Linked DNA regions of Mus musculus: regions 1 and 3 are each linked to region 2. Evidence: chromatin loops called from intact Hi-C (ENCODE). Cell type or tissue: left cerebral cortex. All regions are shown on one strand.

What was found. Peaks named below come from ENCODE experiments on the same cell type or tissue, not always from the same donor. Only the 100,000 strongest peaks of a DNase experiment are listed, where the experiment ranks them.
Region 1: a loop joins it to region 2, with 6 times the contacts of the local background. A loop is called at or near these places in 13 of 42 quality-filtered maps.
Region 3: a loop joins it to region 2, with 8 times the contacts of the local background. A loop is called at or near these places in 21 of 42 quality-filtered maps.

Annotation. Positions count from the first base shown.
Region 1 is chr9:48,257,041-48,259,540 of GRCm38, forward strand. Gm51672 (a long non-coding RNA gene) reads right to left here. Exons shown (of 4, transcript XR_003948154.1): 4 at 1-2,500. It also overlaps a transcript of Nxpe4 not described here. Among named protein-coding and RNA genes, the nearest start is that of Gm51672, 26 kb to the right of the region's middle. In left cerebral cortex, a CTCF peak has its summit at 1,180; a DNase peak (open chromatin) is centred at 1,183.
Region 2 is chr9:46,734,598-46,737,097 of GRCm38, forward strand. No RefSeq gene overlaps it. Among named protein-coding and RNA genes, the nearest start is that of Gm31614, 95 kb to the right of the region's middle. In left cerebral cortex, CTCF peaks have their summits at 1,182 (motif pointing right) and 1,390 (motif pointing left); DNase peaks (open chromatin) are centred at 1,194, 1,325 and 2,008; H3K27ac peaks cover 438 bases.
Region 3 is chr9:47,707,516-47,710,015 of GRCm38, forward strand. The region is part of intron 1 of Cadm1 (cell adhesion molecule 1); the gene reads left to right. Among named protein-coding and RNA genes, the nearest start is that of Gm10677, 110 kb to the right of the region's middle. In left cerebral cortex, a CTCF peak has its summit at 993 (motif pointing left); DNase peaks (open chromatin) are centred at 123, 407 and 968; H3K4me3 peaks cover 305 bases; H3K27ac peaks cover 924 bases.

The DNA of each region.
Region 1 (2,500 bases), 1.5 Mb after region 2:
GGTCTGTAATTGACAGTATCTCTGCTGCCCTCCTAGTGCAGTGCCTTGAGCCAGAGGTCTCTCCAAAACAGCAAAGCAAAGCCTCTTAGCTCCCTGATTCACACAAGGTCGTGTGTTATCAGCCACAGATGTGAGCCTCGCAGCCTCCCGCTCTCGAGCACCGTGGAAATGGGTTTGGCAGATGGACAAAACGCGTAAGGTGACAAGCACTGTAAAGTTAGCCCACAGGTTGCTGGGACACAGGCTGTGGACCCTGCTCCTTTTGAGCTGCACCGGACATCTGGAGCAGGCTGTGAAGCAAGAGATCTTAGGATGCCAGCCCTAACAGACACTGCCACCCGGGTCTCACCCTCCCAAGGCCTCTGCAGAAGCATTCTTACTGCACGCTCTCCTGAACCGTCTTTTGTCCTCCCATAGAGACCGGGAGAGGCTTTGGGTCCATTGCGGATGTGTGTGTCTTCCTCCACTCACTGTCTCCCCTGTATGGGGTGAGATCAATTGCATGCCAGACACAATCAGCTTTCTCCCCGGTAACCAAGGTGTCAGAGGCTCAGTGGGAAGTGCTCAGGCTAGCCTACACATCCTCGCAGGTAATAAGTGAAATAAGGGGTGTGCTCTCTAGCCTCCCGGAGGAGCAGAGAACCACTGTCCAGGTCAACCAGTGTAAAGTCTCTCTTACAGAAATTATCCCACGTAGAACATTCTCTCTAGCTCACTTTCCCATCCTTCCTTCTCTCCCCACCCCCTTTTGAGGCCTCCGAGTCTGCCTGCTGCCTGAGAGGCTGCTGACTGGATCTGTAGCCTGCTTGGGGTACATCTCAGGGAGAGGGGAGGGACAGGTGCCAGATGCAGGCAACTCTCTGCTAGGTGTACAGCCCCTTCCCCAGGCCTGCCCACGTTAGGGAGGCTTGCAGCTTGGCAGCCTTCTAGAGCAGACCTCACCTTGAGTTCTGATCCAAACCGCAGCTGTCCGTCACAACCTCATCCCCAGCTGTAGGACTTACTATAATTTCATATAGTTATGTAGGTAGATATTAAAAAGGCATCTGGGAAAATGGATAGCGTATCAGGGCAAAGATTTCATAAAAGTCATTTTTTTTTTAACTGTCCAGCCATTGGTACCCGCTCAAAATCCTCTCTAATACACACAAGTTCCTCAAGGCCCTTTTCCTGATCTTAGAGCGCCCCCTTTGGAAAGGAGTCTCCTACTGCGTCTGGGAGCGCCTGCTTCTCTCTGGGCCTTTGAGGAGAGCAGAGAGACTAGGAATGGAGAAAAAAGGAGACCTGAAAAGAGTAAAAAAGGAGACGGAGCTGAACTTCAGGCAACATCTGAGGCAATGTGTGAGGGGAACTATACTTCACGTTCACACCTGCGCTCCCACTAAACCTTCAGAAGCCGTGGCCCCCAGTGAAAACACAGGGAGGAGACGCTGTGCCCAGGACGCTTTGGGGGTTCTGGCTGGACACCCAGAACGGATACTTGTCATAATACCAAGGGATCTTTTAGGAGTCCTCGCTCTCTGCATTTTCATCGGGCTTTGCTTCTTTCCTGTCTTGGTGACAATGGCTAGATGACAGGACCCGAAAGGAAGCCGAATGGCGAGCAGAAGCACGCTCTGGTGCAAGAGTGTGTCCTCAGGAGGGTCAGTGAAGGGAGGAGCAGATGGGCTTCCGAGGCAGGGGCTTGGTGTAATAGACTATTCCAAGACATGGGACCCTTAAGGAGCATTATATAGTAAGGACTCAGCTCACACAGTGATGGATTCTGGGAATACCCACCGCCTGAGTTCTAAGCTGGAGACCCAGGGAAGATGGTGCTATAGTTCAGCCTCAATCCCAAGGTCTAATAACCACGGAACCAGGGCTGTAAGTCTCAGCCCCAGGCAGGAGAAAACTCAAAAGATCTCCTGGTTCAAGTGATCTGGAACGAGTTTTCCCTTCCTCTCACGGTGGCTCTATTCAGACTCCCATCCAATTAGATTACAGGATACCTTGGTGGAGACAATCTGTTCAAATGCTAATCCCATCCATAGATCTGGCCCATGGGCATGCTCCAGAGCTTGTTTAGATAAACCCCTGAGCATCCCATACCTCAGGCAAGCCGACCCACACAATGAGGCATCGGCCTGGTGATGTCAGAGATGAATAGACAACTCAGCTTAAGGTGCTGAGGAAAACCTAGGATCCTGGGGAAGGAGCCAATCAGGAGCCAGGAGGTGCACAGGTGATGGAGATGAGACCGCAGGAGGTAATTAGGACCACTCTATAGAGGGGCCCTTGAAGGACATCAGTGTTGAGCCGGGGGCAAAGAGGAGCTGTTGACTGGATGTATCTTAAAGACACAGCAGTGTGAGGGGGGGGGGGGTTCTGTGGTTGCAGAAACCCAGCAGGAGGGCTTTGGGTCCTCAGGATAGACCTAGGGTATGCAAAGTGTGAGCTTGACCAGGGAATACAAGCCACTCTCCAAGGAAATCGTTGATTGGTGTAGGCAGCAAGAACT
Region 2 (2,500 bases):
CTCTCTCTCTTCTTGAAGATTGGAAATTAGGCATTAATAAAACAGCAGACCAAAGAACTGTCATGGAGATAGCTGTGTGGTGATGGCAGTGATGGTGGTGGCAATGGTAGTGTTGATGTAAGTGTTGGCGGTAGTGGCAGCGGCGGTGATGATGGTAGTGGTGGCATGCAATAGTGACAGTGATGGTGGTGGCCTGCAATGGTGGGGAAGGTGGCCTACAATGATGATGATGGTGGTGGTGGTGGCCTGCAATGGTGGTGGCTTGGCTTCAGCGTAAGGGCTGGGCAAGAAGAGGCTGCTGGTCTAGGAGTGGGGAACCCCCAGCTCTTGTTTTTGTGTAATGGCAATCCAGGGGTTTCTGGAGAAGAATGGGAGACTTTGACGAATGCCTGTAGGTGGTGATGGTTTTCTGCTTCCTGCAAAGGGTTAAATGTCATGGACGGACACAGGCTGATTTCTCCACTAGGCACAGTTGGCAGTAAACATCGTTTCAACTTCTGTTAAGGCCCGAGGAAAAGAAACTTTTAAGCTGAGAGAAATATTCTAATATATCTCAATCTTTATGTCAAATCAGTAATAAAATATAATTTTTAGATGAATGTGTGTGTGTGTGTGTGTGTGTGTGTGAAAGGAACAGGAAGACACAAGTACTTGGGATATATGGGGCCACCTCCATTGGATGGGATTATTCTAACATGTCCCATCTACCCATGGATTCTCCTTGGCCTGCCTTGGCTGTAACACTTAGGCTTGGAATAGCCTCTTACTCATCTGCCCATGTGTCTGCCGAGGGGCCCTGTGTCCAAGGAAGGAGGCAATTGTTCCGCTGATGGGTAGCAGGGACCTAGGATTGGAATCCAGCCTCTCTCTGTCACTTCCTCACTCATGTCCAGGGACGAGCCAACCAGGAGGCACCAAATACCTGCTCCAAACAGGCCTCAGCCTTTTGAACTCCTCTCGTCCCTACCTTCTGCTCATCTGTACTGACAAAACTTTCAGAAGGACTGGGGCAGGGATCTGTCTTTTCTTGTGGAGGTACTGCTATCAGGAGCGGGTGGATGGACGCCTGTGCTATGGAACCCCAGACACTGGACAGAACCACCCTGAGAAACCCCGGCTTGCAGTTGGATGGCCTTTCCACCAGGTGGCAGGCTTGCTCTACATAGATGTATTGCTTGGAGTACTTACCTGGCAATGGCCAGAGGGGTCTGAGGGTGCCAAATCAGCCTGAGGTCCCGGGCTTGTTCAGCGGCATGTGTGTGGCTTCAGAGGCAGGGACCAGACCTCTCAAACTGTTACTGGACTCCTGCTGGATTCTGTTTCTGGGGGACCTTGTTCTCAAAGTGCCTAGAGGCAGATGGCAGATGTTTGAACAGAGCGCCCCCTGGAGCAAGGAGTGCTGATTTGACCAGAATAGGATCTGGTATCCTTGGTGACTTTCTCTGCACTTTGCTTCTGCAGGTAGCTCCTAGCTGCTGGTTTTGGCTTAGGGCATGGAGCATGCATGTATATTTTGGTGGTTCATTCCTTCCTACTCACTAACCAGACTTCCACAAAGTATCCACCTAGAGCAGCTAGCCTGAGCGCCAGCCACCTTACCTACCCTTTTAGGGGCATGTAAACAATATCCTTCCTCCAGCACCCTGGGATCTCTCTGAGGGACCCCTAGAAACAACAGAACACTGGTTAGCTAGGACTATCTCTGCATCAAGAGATCCAAGTCCTGGTCAATTGCTCACAATAGAGATAAGGCCAAGTAGCTGCAGGAGTAGGGGAGACCTGTAAGCTCTGGCCTGGATCACTGGGAAGTGAAGAGGAGGCACCAGGTCCTTTAGGGAGGTGGAGGCATACTGCACTGGCCTCTTTGTCTCCAGCAGCTCCAGAGGCCTCCATTCCTGAGCCAGTGTTCAGAGTCCCCTGCCCCATTGCCAGCTAAGCCTGCACTGTCTCAGGACTGGTGACTCAGCAGCATTTTCTGCTCTTCTCAACCAAGGGGCCAGGGAGGCCATCTTCCCAAGCTCTGCCACTCCCCAGCCTGGACTGTCTACCAGCCTCACCCCCATCCCATTCTCCCTTCTCCCACTGGTGCCTCATTTCTTCATTCATGGGCAGCCTCCCTCTGAGATTAGGAGAGTTTCACCAGCCTGGTTGGGAGTCATAATAGGGCGTGGTGCTTCTGTTGTTTTTGGGAATCTGAACTACAGCTTGCAGAGACAGGAGAAGGGAAGCAGAGAGAAGAGAAAGAAGGGTTAGGAGGGAGAGTAGGAAAGCAGAGAAGAAAGAGTATAGAGAGGGGAAGGAGAGGAAGGCAGGAGAGGTGGCTACTGGGGGACAAGGTGGTTGAGATGTGAATCAAAATATGTCTTTCCTACCCAGATGGAAGACATGGGAGAGATAGGTCTGGGGAAGCCACTGTGTGTGCTGGTGTTGGGTAGACAGCATAGTGGGGTTGGAAGGAGAAAACAAATAGAATGAAAGTGATCCTCCCTAAAAAGGGGGG
Region 3 (2,500 bases), 970 kb after region 2:
TGTGTATTCAGCTCTCGGTGATTTAGACACCAGTGAGCCTGGCATACTGCAGGCTTGGATAAATTCAGGGCAGTTATAGTCAAGCAGAGATGGGAAAAGACTGAAAGATTAATGAGCGAGCTTAAAACAAAGCTTCAAAAATGAGAGCAGTGCTCTGCTCGGTCTTATATAATTGTGCAGAATAGAAGTCGGTTTTGGCGGCTGTTGTTAAAAAAAATTTTAGGATCTTGGCAGAAAATGTTTATTTGTTATAAAAATCGGACCTAGAGAATGCAAGTGAAAACCTGGGTTGAAATATCCAGTTCCTGCTTGGCTGTGTAGTCCTCAGAGACACACCCTGCCCATAGCCTCTTTTATTCTTGCTTGACCAAGCCTCTTCAGTTCTCCCCACTACACCCCCCACGGAACTTCCCACTGCTTCATGATGGTGAGGGCCAAAGTCCCAGCTCTGGCTACTCTCCAGGAAGTGCACATCTGGGTGGTGTTCCTGGAGGCCTCACTGGCACTCTTGCGTGTTGACCAAGGCCTAACAGATCAGGACCGTTCAGAAGCATGAGAGCCCTCTGCCACGGTAGCCCAACTTACTGCTGATTACCTGTGGATCCCAGTTTCTGGCTGGTGGCTTTCAATAGTAGCCTCGTGGCATTTCTTTACTAAGACTTAATGCAAGGGATCCTAATGGCTTTAAAATGCGCTTTTACCTTTGCCAATCCTTTTAATAGCCCCTGTAACTAACCTTCCATTTGCCCAACACTGTGGAGCTCTGCTGCGGAGCTGGTCATCCCGTAATGCGAGGCTGGGCACTCAGGGAAAGGGCAGCTCGTAATTAACGCAGTGCAGGTGAGCCATTTCTTTGATCCAGGGCTTGCCAGCGCAGTGAAGAAGAGCAGCCTTGGAAGAGAGACTGCCAACTCAGAAGAGGGTTCTCCAGTCTGTGTAGACACAGCAGCAGCCTTTCACTCTGCCTGTCCCTTTCTTCAAGGAGTTTGGCGCCACCTACAGGAGGCAGGAAGCGCGGTAACCTCAGCTTCTCATGGAAGCACTGGACTTCTCCCCGTGGTCATTCCTCATATTTAGGGTTTTTTTCCCCCCCTATCAAGTTGATCACTTGTTCAGCATGTAGTATTTATCAAGCCTCTCTTTGGCCACGGGATGATGCTAAGCTCTATGGGAAGAAAGGTTACGTCTGTACTAACTGTTTTGGCAGAAGATTCCTCACCGGTAATTGCTTGGTAAGGTCTCTGTTTCTGCTGCCCTGAGCCTTTTCCTTGGACACTCCAGCAAGAGAGAGCAGTTACAGATGGGCGTTGGAGGGGACAGCCTACAAGGGCTGCAGACTTCACTTTTGAGTTTCCTTTGTTTTTTTTTTTTTTTTTTTTTTTTGTGGACAGAGTGGCAGCCAATCCATTATTTTCTTGTTTGTTTCTATTTGTTTTCTTTGGAAAGAAATGTTGAGTTTAACAAAGGGGTGGGGGGAACTACAGTCAAGGAAGTTCAAGATGCATGATCCAGTTCAGAGACTTCAGGGGGAAAGACAGGTGATCGCTGTTGCTGGTGCATTAAAGGTGCTGAAGAGATAATGAGGATCAATTATTTTCATTCATCAGCCTTTCATAACTGTATCACTGAATTAAGCTCTCCATTGTTCCACGCTGGAGGGATTTGGCTTGAAAGGAGTTAAGAAGGTAGGTTTCTGCCTGCGAGTGAATGAGCTCAGCTCTCCCTTCCCCACCAGCACCCCTAACCCAGACCTGTTCTTGAACTCTCTGCCTGCACCCTGCTGGGTTTTTTGTGTCATCTTGCACCACACCCCGACCCCCACTCCACCACTCTGCCTCCCAGACCCACTGTGGCTCACATCAGCTTGAGCACGTGTCCTCATCTGTCCACTACAAAAGACACAGTCATGTAACCTGCCCTTCTTTGTAGTATTTCTAGCTTTTCTTTCCCCCCTCCTCCAACTTCTGGGCAAATGACATCATCATTCATTCAGGGTTCTGGGAAATAACTCCTGGTTATCTTCCACACGTTCCCCAAGAAACTCAAGTAGGTTCTGAGCCTGTCTCTTTACCTCTATAGCTTTTCGTAAATGTCCTTGTTTAAAACTGAATTTCTGTTTTGCTTTTCTGTCATTTCATCCTCTCGAATTTCCCGTAACTTTGTATTTTCTAAGTCATTTGTCTTCTTTAGAAATCCTTACTAGTTGGCTTCTAGTAGATTTGTATAATGGCCTGTTGGCTAGAGAGAGCTGTCTAGTCAAATGAAAAATTTCCCACCAAGCCCCATGTTAAAATAGACTGTGGAATTTGGATATTTTTCTGGGTTTAGACACTTAGGTTTCTATTTAAACATCAAAAGGAATTTACAGATAAGAAAAACATGTTAGTTATTTGATGGGGAAGGCCACACATTGGAGCTGAAACGATTTTAAATACAGTATTTCATATGTTTATACCAAACAACTGACTAATGGTTTCTAAAAATAAATATTTAGAGCATC